Regions from separate parts of the Homo sapiens genome. Here all the other regions are linked to region 1. The links are chromatin contacts, found by Hi-C or POLR2A ChIA-PET in ENCODE. All regions are on one chromosome and are shown on one strand. Each heading gives the region's core, a stretch centred on a gene start or an enhancer-like site at or near the end of the contact. The rest is flanking DNA. Distances are from core to core; before and after follow the strand shown.

Region 1 (5,061 bases), core at 1,678-4,177:
AGGGGTCCCCAACCCCCAGGCTGCCGACAGGTACCGGTCCATGGCCTGTTAGGAACCGGGTCACATGGCAGGAGGTGAGCGGCAGGTGAGCCTGAGTCCACCTTCTGTCAGATCCGCGGTGGCATCAGATTCTCATAGGAGCATGAACCGTATTGTGAACTGCGCACGTGGATCTAGATTGTGCAGTCCTTATGAGAATCTAATGCCTGATGACCTGAGGTGGAAAAGTTTCATCACGAAACCATCCCCTACCTTCTCCCACCCCCACTGCATCTATAGAATTGTCTTCCTTAAAACCAGTCCCCGGTGCCAAAAAGGTTGGGGACCACTTACGTGAACTATCTACTGTTCTTTTTACATAACTGTTTTCTGCTGCCTGCAAAAATATTCTGAATAATCTCAACATCAGCCAGGCATGGTGGCTCACCCCCGTAATGCCAGGATCTTGGGAGGCTGAGGAAGGAGGATCACTTGAACCCTGAAGTTTGAGCAGCCTGGGCAACACAATGAGATGCCATCTCTACCAAAAAGAAAAAAAATTAGCTGGGTGTGCTGGCATGCACCTGCAGTCCCAGCTACTCAGGAGGCTGAGGCAGGAGGAGTACTTGAGCCTAGGAGGTTGAGGCTGCAGTGAGCAGTGGTTGTGCCACTGCACTTCAGCCTCAGCGACAGAGTGACACCCTGTCTCAAAAAAAAAAACAAAAAAAACTCAACAACATTAGACTCAATATTCTACTACCTGCAGGGACAATTTTGGGGTGACTAGAATGAATCCACACATACCCATTTTGGATTTTTAAGTTTTGTCACATTATAGTCATACCACATATTTTATAACTGTTTTCACAAATTGTGAGACCACAGCAGCAGAAAAAGAATCTACTCCAGAACTCTATCATTAGCCCAGCTGAATGTCCAAACAATCCTCAAATACAAGTTGACACATAAATTATAAAAATAAGGTTTTATCAGCTACACTCCTTAGTATAAGGAACTGTACATAAAAAAAAAAAAAAGTTAGAAACAAAATCTACACAAAAGGTATTCACTCTCAACTTTTTTTTTTTTTTTTTTTTTTTGAGACAGAGTCTCACTCTGTCGCCCAGGCTGGAGTGCAGTGGCACGGTCTCGGATCACTGCAACCTCCACCTCCCGGATTCAAGCAATTCTCCTGCCTCAGCCTCCCGAGTAACTGGGATTACAGGCGCACTCCACCACACCCAGCTAATGTTTGTATTTTTAGTGGAGACAGGGTTTCACCATGTTGGCCAGCATGGTCTCAATCTCTTGACCTCGCGATCTGCCCGCCTAGGCCTCCCAAAGTGCTGGGATTACAGGCATGAACCACTGTGCCCGGCCCACTCTCAACTTCTAATTGTGAAAGAAATGAAGAGCAGGCAACAACCACAGCTTCCCATCCATCTACCTGTGTGTCTTTCACTATGTGCTGTGAGTCTGTCACAAAGCTATCTCACTACATTCCTAATGAGACCTCAAATTACACTCAACATACCCTGACCAGCTTGTCAGTGAGGACGCTTCCAGGATCAACTAGCACTGAGAGGAAAAACATATACCACCTGATCAAAATGACATATAGTGTACTGCTTAATAACATTCTCCTAAATCTCTTTATCCGAGACCTGGCAGAAAGCACACATTTTCCAAAGGAAAATATTCAAGACCAATAGCAACTGTAAACACCAATGCATTAGTAAATATGCATAAAATGTAGGGAAGAAATTCTACTCAAATGATAAGCCTATCTGGGAACAAAAATCAAGATGCCCAGTTAAGTAGTGCATTATAAATTCAATGCCTTAAAGTGGAGTGCTCTTTTGTCTGTAGCAGACATAGCTGATTTAGAGTTAACATAACAAAGCTTATCCTTAGAATTGACCCAGAAACTGCAGGAAAAGCCGCCAGGTGGCAGAATTTCCCAAGCCTCAACCAACTGTAGAGCAGTTGGTCACACCAAGAGTTGACCAGCAGGTGGCAGCATACCCTCAGTTTCTCAGTACAAACAGATCAGCATTGTCTTCATTTAATTAAGGCTTTTCATACAACACACAAATGAAAAATACTTTTCAAACATCTTTTTATAAAGAAAGCTTTCACTTCCTTACATTCTGAATGTTGATCTGTAGTTCCATTTTGTAGTGATTGAAGTCTTTGGCAAGTTCATGGCCCTGATGATAGAAGGTAAACATCCCCTGAAAAAATGACAGCATCTAAGACACAGGAAGAAAAGAGATATTAGCACAAAAAAACTCAGGAGAAAAAAAGAATCATATAAACAACCAAGTGTTCCCCCCGCCATCTCACTGTTATTCCACTGAAATAAACTGATTAAAGGGAAGTCACTAATATTCAAGTAAACACAAGTACATATTATCTATTAATTGGTCTTTATAGAAAATGATGCTTTTTTCCCTTAAATATCACAGCCATTAGACAGCTTATATGGCATGTTCTGCAGGAAAAATTGAATTATTAAGTCATCCATTTGTCCTCTTTAGTCAGGAGAATCCCAATATTTGTAATTGAAATCTTATCACTATAGGTTGACACAATCTTTAAGAAAGTAAAATCACAGAATCAAAGAGCTCCAGGCTCTCCCCAGCCACATCCAGCAGACTGCAACCCCTGTGTTTTGTTGACAAAGATATTCCATGACTTGCCAGGGGCAGCCTCAAACCCGTAATTAAACCTTTACTTTCCTACCAACTCCCAACCTGTCTCTGAATTAGAGGGCTGTTGCCTCTGCTCCACATGTAAGTCAATAAATCTAGAAGTAAAAAGAAGTGATCTGGGGAGACAGTTAAGGAAATCTTGAGATTCATTTTCTTCCAAATGCCACACCGTGGGTGGTTAGGAATCTGGGGCTCTGACACCCAGCAGGCTCCATTCCCAACGTCAGCCATGACCTGTTATGGGACCTTAGGCAAATTACTCAGCCTTTCTCTACTTCTATTTCCTTATCTCCTCATTGAGTTATAGTGTGGAATAATGAGTTCGGTACAACACTTAGAACAATGGCTTGAACAGAGACTGAGCATTATAAATGCCCAATAAAAGCAGGCCATTATTATTATTTCACATTAAAAAGAAAGCTTTGAGGAGGTTGAGTTTTTCTCTAATGGTTTAGGTTAATGACTATCGCTCCAACTAAACCATAGCTCCACAAATGCTCATTTTTAATCATTACTTGGTTATTCTTGTTTCTATAAACCATACTCACAATGAGTAAATTGTATACTGTGTGAATATTATCTTAATAAAGCTGTTTAAGAAAAAGAAACCATTCAATAAGTCGATATTAAAATTAAAATGAATCCTGAGAATGAGATCCAGTGTTTTTTTGCTGAAATCCACATGAAATATCCTTTACATTATGATATATACATTCATGTGCATACATCTTCATATATAAACAACTGAAGCTACTAGAAAACATCTATATAATCACAAACAAAAATCATGTGTTTCTAATATAAGTAAAAAGAAATGTTAGAGTAACTCACAAAATTGTCTCAAATGTTCCATATCCTGCTTCTAAACTTAGATTGCCATAAGCATTGTGAATTGTGTTTGAAGTCATGTTACAAACGATTGTTTAAAGTACCAAAGTTTGAACCGGTATAAACAACCCATGTTCACTCATTCTAGTATAAATTATTTCAGAGAAATTTTTAAAAGATAGAGCTATAGGCTAAGGTGGCAGAAATTGCACATGGTTGCCTTCCTTGAGATCATGTAGCAATGGGAATATTACGTGTATTATCAGTGCAAATACAGCTGAGAACCACTGATTTAGAGGCAATTCCTTGACTTCATGGCTATCTGTGTCTGCCCTTTTTAATATGTCTCTTTCATGTTTATGCACTATGGCCTCTAGTAACTATAAACCATAAATCAGATCTAGGAAAATAAATACTTATCTTACATTGCAAAAATCCACCAGCAAACAACTTGGCAATACTCACAGGTTCCACAAACTCAAACTTCTTTCTTTCTTGGATTTCCTGCAGCTTACACACATACTCGAGAGACAGTTCATAGAAGTGTTGCCGGTTCTGCTCTACTTGGATATCTGCCTATGTTAAAATCACAGAGGTTAGTCAAACTGGAGATGGTGAAAAGTGAAACGCTACATCAGAGGTCATCACACTGTGGTCCATGGGCCAAAATACGGTGTGCTGCCTGATTTTGTAAATAAAGTATTGCAACACAGGTACGACAATTCATTTATGTATTGTCTGCAGCTACTTTCCTGCTGCAACAGCAGAATTGAGCAGGTGCAACAGGAACTTTATGGTCCACAGAAGTCTAAAATATTTACTATCAGTTTCTTTGCAGAAAAAGCTTGTGACTCCTACTCTGTTTGTTGAAGTTGACCCCCAAGAACTGAAGATCAAAGGGACTTCTCTTCTTGAAAAACTCACCCCAACCACAACTGATGCCCCAAGGCTGAACCACATGCAATCACAATCAACAAACATTTCGATGAACAAATCCTCTAGGAATAAAGTCTGCCTGAGAAAGGGCCCAGCACCTCAGCGCTCAGGGAGTGATGGCGGCAAGTGAGAAGGAGCCAGCCATGGCAGCATCTCAAGAACCCGGCTCTCAAAGGCGGGCCAGGGCTGGACGCCCATCTGCGGCCCTCAGAACGTCTGATCCCCTGGGAGAGAAGGGGGCACCAGCTGGTCAGGACGCTATTCCAAAAAAAGCTTCCAGCTTAGCTTGCCTAACTAGAAAGGAACTGGGAGAAGAGCAGGACTCCACAGAGAATAGTGGAGAGAGAACTCATGTCCAAGAAACCATTCTTACTAGGTATCATGTGATATTTTTCCTAACTTAGCTAATTTTACTCTTAAAAATATTTATCTGGGCATTTCTCCAGAGAGGATATACAAAAGGCCAATAAGCATGTGAAAAGACACTCAACATCGCTCATCATTAGGATGCAAATCAAACTCACAAGGAGATGCCACCTCACACTCACTAGGGTGGCTACTGTACAAAAAAGAAAAGTAGTGGTGTTGGTGAGGATGTCAAGAA
Region 2 (4,387 bases), core at 392-2,891, 66 kb after region 1:
ATTCGCTTGGGTGGTGCCACCAACCTTCATTATATTCTTTACTCTCTTTGAAGTATAATACAAATGGTGATGATAACCAGTGAGAGAACTTTCTTTTGCAAGAAACATTTTATAAGGCCATTCAAATGTTTTATAGTAAAAAACAGACGGTATGTTATTTTACACTTTACAAAAAATGATGAATACTAAAATTGGAACAAACACAGCATGTTATTCACTCTTAATATAATTGAACACTGGATTCTTTTCCTGTATTCTGAGAGGTTTTCCACTTGATATATAAATTATTTTGTGTGTTAACATTATAAAGCCCAGAGCATTACAGCACAGCAATGGTTCTCTTCTCTTTTCTTATAGAGAAGTCTTCAACTTAGTTTGCTACAAAGAAACAAATAGTGGATTCATTAAGAGGAGTCTAACTCTAGTCTGTGTTCTGTAATTAACGACCAATAGAGCCCCAGGACCAGTCATTTAACCTAACTGGTTCTCATGTTTCCTTACCTCCATAAGACCCCTGAGAGATATGTTTTACTGAACGTAGAAAAATAAATGCTAAATTTTGCTGACATTTTTCATTGCTTTTTAAAATTCCAACATCTAAGAATGAATAAGGCTGGGCACGGTGGCTCACGCCTGTTATCTCAGCACTTTCAAATGCAGAGGTGGGCAGATCACTTGAGGCCAGGAGTTCAAGACCAGCCTGGCCAACATGGCGAAACGCTGTCTCTACTAAATATACAAAAATTAGCCAGGCATGGTGTCAGGCACCTGTAGTCCCAGCTACTTGGGAGGCACAAGAATCACTTAATCCCACGAGGCGTGGGTTGCAGTGAGACAAGATTGTGCCACTGCACTCCAGCCTGGGTGACAGAGTAAGACGCTGTGTCAAAAAAGAAAAAGGAAAAAAATAATGAATGACAAGGCACAAGACAGCATAGAAAACTATGTCTCTCTGCTCCTCCCTACTAAGCGCTATAAACCCTGGAAATAGCAGAGGAGATAACCAAAGGAGAACTCTGAAAGATGGTAAGAAGAAAACAAACCAGTTTGTGACCCCAAAAATGGAAGAACAGCTCAGTGAAACAGTATCTTGCATCCCCCTATGCAAAGTGGTCACCCAGACCCACCATTTCCCAACCCATGACATGAGAACAAAAGGCAGCTCAGGTAGGCTCATTCCTATGACCCAGATCAAACACGAGTCCCCCTCACATCAGATAAGTCCTACACCATCCAAAAGAAGGACCAACCTAAAGCCCCACCAACAATAACTAGGGGAGCCTCGACATATGCAATAGGGCAGACACAAGACTCCCCAGCCACAAGTGACCTGGCCCAGGAAGCCTCTCTGGTCACATGGGCCTAAGACGCCCTTCCATTGCACACAGACATGAGGAAAACCGTGGGGCACAGGTAGAGAGATTCCATCTCAACAAGTGTCTGGCTCAAGAGCTCTCTGTCCCCCACAGGAAGGGGGACTATGCCACAGTCAGGAAAGTCCCTCAGTCTCCAGGGTCCTGAGACTACGTTTCCCCCACTGGGAGACACCTAGTAGCCCAGCCTAGGGAAATCCCTTCTGCCTCCACAGCCAGCAATAACAGCAGGGGGAAATGAGACGGCAGCCCTAGCGGCATCTAACCACCAAGCAGACAAACACCACAAAGGCTCTGAAAGTTAAACTGTCATTGGAACCACAGCCCACAAATGTAGGGCAGGACCTGTGTGCTAAGACTAACTGGGTGGCTGCCTGCTAAAACAAAAGATTTAAATGGGATTCAGAACATTCCCACTGCCCGCACCCCCCCAAAAAAAAGATAGGCAAAATGTCCAGAATACAGTCAAAAATCACCCACCATACCAAGAACCAGGAAAATCCCAAGTCAAATTCCCATTTTAGCCAAAAAACTGACCCTAACCCTGAGATAAATCAGATGTTGAAATTATCTGATGAGGATTTTAAAGCAACCCTCTTACAAGTGCTTCAATAATCAATTATAAATTCTGTTGAAACAAATGAGAAACTAGAAAATCTCAGAAGTGAAATTATTTTAAAAACCAAATATAAATTATACAACTGAAAAGTACAGTAACAAAAACTCACTTGATATGCTCAATAGTAGGATGAAAATGACAGGATAAAAAAAATCACTGAACTTGAGGAAAGACAACAGAATTCACTCTATCAGAACAATAGAAAACAGGCTGTGAAAATAAGCAGAGCCTCAGAGACCTGTGGAACAGCAAAACATCCAGCCTTGTATCATTGAGCCCCAAGAGGAAAAAGAGAATAGGGCTAAAAGAATATTCAAAGAAATAATGGCTGAAAACATTCCAAATTTGGTAAAAGACATAAACAGATTTAAGAAGCTGAGCAAATTTATGATCAGAATAAACAAAGAGAGGCCATCCCAGCATTAGGAAGGCCAAAGCAGGCAGATCACTTGAGGTCAGGAGTTTGTGACCAGCCTGGCAAACATGGCAAAACCCCATCCCGTCTCTACTAAAAATACAAAAATTAGCCAGGCATACTGATGCATGCCTGTAGTCCCAGCTACTCAGGAGACTGAGGCAGGAGAATCGCTTGAACCCGGGAGGCAGAGGTTGCAGTGAGCCGACATCACACCAATGCATTCCAGCCTGGGTGACAGAGTGAGACTCCATCTCGAAGAGAAAAAAAAAAGGACAAAAAGAAATTCAGGCCAAGGCTAGGATCAATGGTAAACATCAATAACTAGTCTTCTGAAAACTAAAGACAAAGAAAAAAATCTGCTTGAAAGCAGGCTGTGAGAAATGATACATGATCTGTAAGGAACACCAATTCGAACAATGGATTTCCCATCTGAAACCATGGAGACTAAAGGAAGTAGCACATTTTTCAAGCGTGGGGGGGTAAAAAGTCTATATATATATATATATATATATATATATATATATAGAGAGAGAGAGAGAGAGAGAGAGAGAGAGAGAGAGAGAGAGAGAGAGAGAGAGAGAGTGTCTCAAACTCCTGACCTCACGTAATGCACCACCTTGGCCTCCCAAAGTGCTGGGATTACAGGCGTGAGCCACTGCACCCAGCCAAGGCTAATCTTTTGTATTTTTAGTAGAGACGGGGTTTCATCATGTTGGCCAGGCTGGTCACAAACTCCTGGACTCAAGTGATCCACCCACCTAGGCTGCCCAAAGTCATCATGTTGGCCAGGCTGGTCACAAACTCCTGGACTCAAGTGATCCACCCACCTAGGCTGCCCAAAGTGCAGGGATTATAGGCATGAGCCACCACACCTGGCCAAAATTATATTTTTTAACACAGAAGATTCAAAATTGTCTATAAGATGACCTCTAACTTCAGAGTTTATAATCTAAGGAGGGATGAAACATATAAAACAAAAATACAAATAATAATAGCAGGTGTTGTATAAGTAACACAGCCAGAGACAACGAAGATGGTTCAGAGGCAGGTACCGATATTTTGGGCTGCCATGATCAGAGAAAATTTCAAAGAAGGTCACAACAAACGGTCCACACACTACATTTAAATAAAGCTACTGAAAGAATGTATCCCTTACGAAAAAAAAAAAAGTAAAAGCAAAACTGAAGAGATGTAAAAGCAAAAAGTATGTTTACAGGAGAGTACAGGGAGGAACTATTCATCTGCCACTTAAGAAACACCTGAACAGGGGACAAAGAAGCATCAGTCACAATTCTTGGTCCTCGATCTAATCAGAAATGCAGAGGAAAATGTAAGAGACAGATGAAATGGGGAAACAGGACAAAGAGGAGAGGGATGGGATGAGATGGCATGGGATGGGTTGGGGTGGGATGAGCTAGATGAGATGGGATGCCACTAAAAAAGATTGACTGTACAGACCCTCAGGGAACATAGCAGAGGGCACAATTAACTCTTTCTGGGAAAGGCAGAGAAGGTTTCGCAGGGTTAAGACTGGATCTCAAAACATCAGACCGAAGTGACAAATAAAAAATGGGGAGGGGGCCGGGCGTGTTGGCTGGCCAGGCGCAACGGCTCATGCTTGTAATCCCAGCACTCTGGGAGGCTGAGGCGGGCAGATCACGAGGTCAAGAGATCGAGATCATCCTGGCCAACATGGTGAAACCCCGTCTCTACTAAAAATACAAAATTTAGCTGGGTGTGGTGGTGCGCACCTGTAGTCCCAGCTACTCCAGAGGCTGAGGCAGGAGAATCACTTGAACCTGGGAGGCGGAGGCTGCAGTGAGCAGAAATAGTGCCACTGCACTCCAGCCTACTTCATCTCCAAAAAAACAAAAACAAAACAAAACAAAACAAAGTGGGGAGGGTACGTTGGACCATGAGAAAAACAAACAACTCCAGACATGCACACAGTAAAATGGTGGCAGTGGAAGGGTGAGG
Region 3 (4,748 bases), core at 1,184-3,683, 94 kb after region 1:
GGACAAAAGGGCGAAACTCCGTCTCAAAAAAAAAAAAAAATACATCAAGGAGGAAAGGGCTGTGGCAAAGGATCAGCATGGAGAAGACAGCAAAACAAGTGTTTCTATGTCAGCTGGGGGTCCTGTTGAGACTCTGTCAATGACAAAATGTTCTTCTCATCTCTGCCAAGAATCTTTGCCCCAAGAGGTAATCTTGCTTACCTCTTTAAGCAAGTTCAAGGAAGAAACGAAACACACACTAGTGCTCAGGTAAAAGCATTATTTGAATTTTATACTATCTTCCACAACACACAAGAAGCTTTGTAAATCCTGGGTGGTCACCCTCTCATGAAATAAACAAAGTCACAGGAAATAAAGAGGCTGAGCCCTAAAGGTTATAATAAATAAGTAAATATGTTATAGAATAAAGAAACCTGAGGGGAAGAAAAAGAGATTAAAACTTTGACTTCAAAATTGTCCTTATATAACCCTTGTCCTAAACACATACTTTAAACCCTACAGACACAAACCCAGGTCATGTTTTCCACCTGCACACTCTTACAGGCAAACCAAACCCATCCAACAACATTGGATACCTGCAGAAATAAATTCTGCCACACAGATTCCACTAAGAACAAGAGTTCATGCTTGCCTAGCCTGGGGAATCTTAGATTTTGGCTGGAGACCCCAAGACAAATTAGGTCAGGAATGTGGAACAAATGGAAGTGGATATCAACTTGGTCTGAACATGGTCAAATATAGGAATTTAACATGTACCAAGATAATAAGAGTCAACATTTTTATACAGGGCTAACTATGTGCCAGGCACTATCCTAAATTGCCTTACATTTATTAACTCATTTCATTATCACAACTATCTTATGAATATTATTATTATCCCATTTTACAGCTGAGGAAACTGGGGCAGAGAGAGGTAACTTGCCTGAGATCACAAAGCTGGAGTGGCAGAGCCAGGAATGACTCACCCAGGCAATCAGGTTCCCCAGTCTCTGCTTCTAACCAGATGTGCTGCTTCTCAAATGGCTGCAAGACATATCTCAAGCTTCACTTGACAACAAATCAAGGACTAAAGAACAAAGACAAGGAAATAATCCTATAAAGGGGTTTCCAGGAGCTCTCAAATGTGCCTCTGTTTCAGAGCAGTCCAGGTTCTTAATGTATTGACTCACATTCTAAAGAACCAAGGTAGAGAATCAAGAATCTTCTCTTTACCCCATAGGGATTCCCTATCATTCCACTTTAAGGCTTTTGGTACACAGAGTGCATGCTTTTTAACACTGTTTTAAGTTCTGCCCACGAAAAACAGATAACTGTTTTTAAATCCTTATGACATCATGGCAACAATGAAAATCACATATTGGAAAACATTACAATGTCAGTTTGCTGTGTTATAACTCAGAATACAATATTTAAGTGTACATCGAGTTGATTTCTAATAGATGCTGTAAAACATAACACTGTTTCCCAAGCTGTCTCTGGGCAGCTGTAATCCTAAAACACAGAGCCTTCCATGGCCCCTTTGCTATGGAGGGTAACATTCCAAGGGATGTTTATTTATTAGCACAAAAGCCACTTTCCACAAGATAATGTCTCTTCCCGTGAGGCATATAGGATGCAGCAAAATTCTAACTTGTGATGAACTGGGTGAACTTACTATAAAGCTCTGTAAAGTGTTTAAAAGAAGACATGATAATATATACATACATATGTACATTAATGAAAGTAACGTCACATTAACCTACAAGAAGTCAGCATGTTTAGAAGGGAAATCTGCTATTTTTAAATATTTTCAAATAACTCTATCTTGACAATACATTGTAACAGCTTCTTAATATAAAGTGTCCCTTCTACCAACAAAGAAAAAACTAAAGCAAAATGCAGAAGACATTTACCCAAATACTCTGTACATAAAGTGTTCTTTTTACCACTGAACTCTGGAATGCAGGAGTTCCGTCAAAATCTTTCCTACTTAATTCCAAAAGAGTTCCACCTAACTCCTATATGTATTGCTTTTGGAATTCTAATCAGTTCCGCCCACCCAATGACTCAAACTGAAATACTAAGAGATACGACAGCTGCACTCATCCACCCCACCAAGAATAGCTTTCAGGAAACCAAGCTCCAGTTGGAAAACTACATTTAGTAACCCCACTAGACTTAAGAGAATGCTCCAGGAAGCTTCCCATCATTAATAATAAAAATGCCTGTAAAAACTCTGTAATAACATTTGTAGAATACATATTTTCCCCTAGAAGTCAACAAGTTAAACAATTCTGTGGCCGTTTATACCCTAGGATTTTAAACTCATCTGTTTTTGTTTGGAATTCCCTGGGCGACAGATGATTGCTAATGCCTTGTCAAACATTCAAGAGAGACATCCTCAGAGGAATTACAGTTCACTCGCCACAAGGCACAGGCCTGTGGTACAAGTCTGAGCTAGAACATTAAGTCAATAAGCCTATACTCATTTTTCTCATGTTGCTTTCTCACTCGCCTATCCTACCTTGCTCTAAACTTCCCATCTGTCTGTAGAACTGTGGCTTAAAAAAAAGATAAAAAACTGCAGAGAGGAGAGAGGAGAAAGGCAGAGCAGACCTAAAAATCACAAACTGTGTGATGTAAAGTGTCAACTGGCAGATACACACTACCGCCAGGTGGAAACACGGAACCTAGGGAGAGGGAGCTGAAGTCCACTGCTCTTATCTAGAGAAGTCTCAGATAATCCTGCCAACTGGGAAGGGAACAAGGGCCTAGCGCAGTTTAAAGGTGGAGATGGCACGTCCCAGTGCGCAGAGAGCAGAAGTAGAGAGAACTTCTCAGGAGAGATCCCCTTAAATTAGCATTAAATTACTCATTTAGGGCCTGGCGCGGTTGCTCACGCCTGTAATCCCAGCACTTTAGGAGGCCGAGGAGGGCAGATCCCGAGGTCAAGAGATCAAGACCATCCTGCCCAACATGGTGAAACCCAACCTCTACTAAAAATACAAAAATTAGCTGGGCGTGGTGGCGCACGCCTGTTGTCCCAGCTATTCAGGAGGCTGAGGCAGGAAAATCGCTAGAACCTGGGAGGTGGAGGTTGCAGTGAGCCGAGATAGCACCACTGCACTACAGCCTGGTGACAAGGCAAGACTCCATCTCAAGAAAAGAAAAAAATACTAATTTAGTTGCAAGAGTGGAGGCGAGGAAGATGAGAATTATGAAAAGGGGCACCTACATACTTAAAACACAATTTCACTGACATTTATTTACTGTTTATACTTGGATAGAATATAAAGAAAACAAGATTCTACCCCGCTCTAGCAAGGAGAAAGCTAACATTATGCATGCACTAAGCTCACATGCATATACTATTTCATTTAATCCTCACAACAACACAACACTTGAATGGGTACAAAAAAATTGTGCCACCTAGTATTTGCTGGCACAACAGGGTGACTATAGTCAAAAATAATCATACATTTTAAAATAAAAGAGTATATTTGTTTGCAAGAACAACAACAAAAATGCCTCAGGTGATAGATACCCTATTTACCCTGATGTAATTATTACACATTGCATGCCTGTATCAAAATATTACAGATAACCCACAAATATATATACCTACTGTGTACCCACAAAAATTAAAAAGTAAAATAAACCCACTTGAGCACATGTCATTTTCACTGCTGTTACAGGCGGCTGGACATGTCCCTCAAGTACTCATGTTGAATTCCTTACCCCCCAGAATGTGACTGTATTCAGACACGGGATTCTTTTTTTCTGTTTAAACAGAGACAGGGGTCTCGCCTTGTTGCCCAGGCTGGTCTCAAACTCCTGGGCTTAAGTGATCTTCCAACCTGGGCCTCCCAAAGTGCTAGGATTACAGGGAACATAGGGTCTTTAAGGAGGTAATTAAGTTAAAATGAGGTCATTAGGGTGGGCCCTAATCCAGTATTACTGGTCTCCTTAAAAGAAAAGAAGATTAGGACAAAGATACAGGCACAGAGGTAAGACCATGTGACAAGAGCCACCTACAAGCCAAGGAGAGGTGCCTCAGAGGAAACCAATCCTGCCAACACCTTGATCTCAGACTTCTAGCCTCCAGAATTACTAGAAAATAAGACTGCTATTTAAGCTGCCCAGTCTGTGGTACTCGGCTATGGCTGTCCTAGCAGAATCATACAACTGTCATACAGAAAAAAACAAACACCGAAGCTCAGATGGGCTAAGTAACTTGACTGAGGTCATGAAGCCAGTATGTAGCAGAGGTGGAATCTGAATCCAGGTCAAAATACAAACAAGTCTTTCCAAATTACTTAGCTTGGTACAAAGAAGTGCTCAATATATACTGATTACTTTTTTTCATAACACCACATGACTATAAGTTAAATACAGGATACAGAGATATAGCCATAAAACAATGTGATACAGGCTACCATTTCTTTGAGATCAAGTCTCGCTCTATTGCCCAGGCTGGAGTGCAGTAGCACAATCTCAGCTCACTGCAATCTCCGCCTCCCGGGTTCAAGCAATTCTCATGCCTCAGCCTCCCAAGTAGCTGGGATTACAGGCGCCCACCACCATGCCCAGCTAATTTTTCCATTTTTAGTAGAGACAGGGTTTCACCATGTTGGCCAGGCTGGTGTCTAACTCCTGACCTCCAATGATCCTCCCAAAGTGCTGGGATTACAGACAGGCGTGAACCACTGGCACCTGACCACAGGCTATCATTTCTAAGTGCTGTGATAGACAAATACTACTGTATCAGC

The links. Hi-C counts contacts between places; a loop is a spot of excess contacts on that map. ChIA-PET counts read pairs that join two places held with the same protein, here RNA polymerase II (POLR2A). Pooled maps may share reads with other maps.
Region 2: a loop to region 1 is called in a map of CD8-positive, alpha-beta T cell, with 4 times the contacts of the local background. The contact joins two enhancer-like sites. A Hi-C loop is called at or near these places in 5 of 168 maps with a recorded cell type or tissue (CD8-positive, alpha-beta T cell, Right ventricle myocardium inferior, aorta and 1 more), 15 of 37 single-sample maps with no recorded cell type and 10 of 50 pooled maps. POLR2A ChIA-PET finds 5 or more read pairs at or near these places in 2 of 52 experiments (GM12878 and OCI-LY7).
Region 3: a map of endothelial cell of umbilical vein shows a loop between it and region 1 (5-fold over the local background). The contact joins two enhancer-like sites. A Hi-C loop is called at or near these places in 3 of 168 maps with a recorded cell type or tissue (GM12878, PC-3 and endothelial cell of umbilical vein), 10 of 37 single-sample maps with no recorded cell type and 12 of 50 pooled maps. POLR2A ChIA-PET finds 5 or more read pairs at or near these places in 3 of 52 experiments (HEK293T, SK-N-SH and activated T-cell).

Annotation. Positions count from the first base shown.
Region 1 is chr4:147,863,882-147,868,942 of GRCh38, reverse strand. It overlaps ARHGAP10 (Rho GTPase activating protein 10), which reads right to left. Exons shown (of 23, transcript NM_024605.4): 6 at 3,987-4,097; 7 at 2,127-2,231. Among named protein-coding and RNA genes, the nearest start is that of MIR4799, 84 kb to the right of the region's middle. RefSeq lists enhancers at 791-1,467, 1,468-2,145 and silencers at 1,966-2,015, 1,814-2,038. Within about 2 kb of position 2,927, at least 2 of the 41 ENCODE cell types and tissues checked have a DNase peak (open chromatin) inside an H3K27ac peak, as active enhancers do.
Region 2 is chr4:147,797,330-147,801,716 of GRCh38, reverse strand. The region is part of intron 1 of ARHGAP10 (Rho GTPase activating protein 10); the gene reads right to left. Among named protein-coding and RNA genes, the nearest start is that of MIR4799, 17 kb to the right of the region's middle. RefSeq lists an enhancer at 1,249-1,548. Within about 2 kb of position 1,641, at least 2 of the 41 ENCODE cell types and tissues checked have a DNase peak (open chromatin) inside an H3K27ac peak, as active enhancers do.
Region 3 is chr4:147,770,201-147,774,948 of GRCh38, reverse strand. All of the region lies in intron 1 of ARHGAP10 (Rho GTPase activating protein 10), which reads right to left. Among named protein-coding and RNA genes, the nearest start is that of MIR4799, 10 kb to the left of the region's middle. Within about 2 kb of position 2,433, at least 4 of the 41 ENCODE cell types and tissues checked have a DNase peak (open chromatin) inside an H3K27ac peak, as active enhancers do.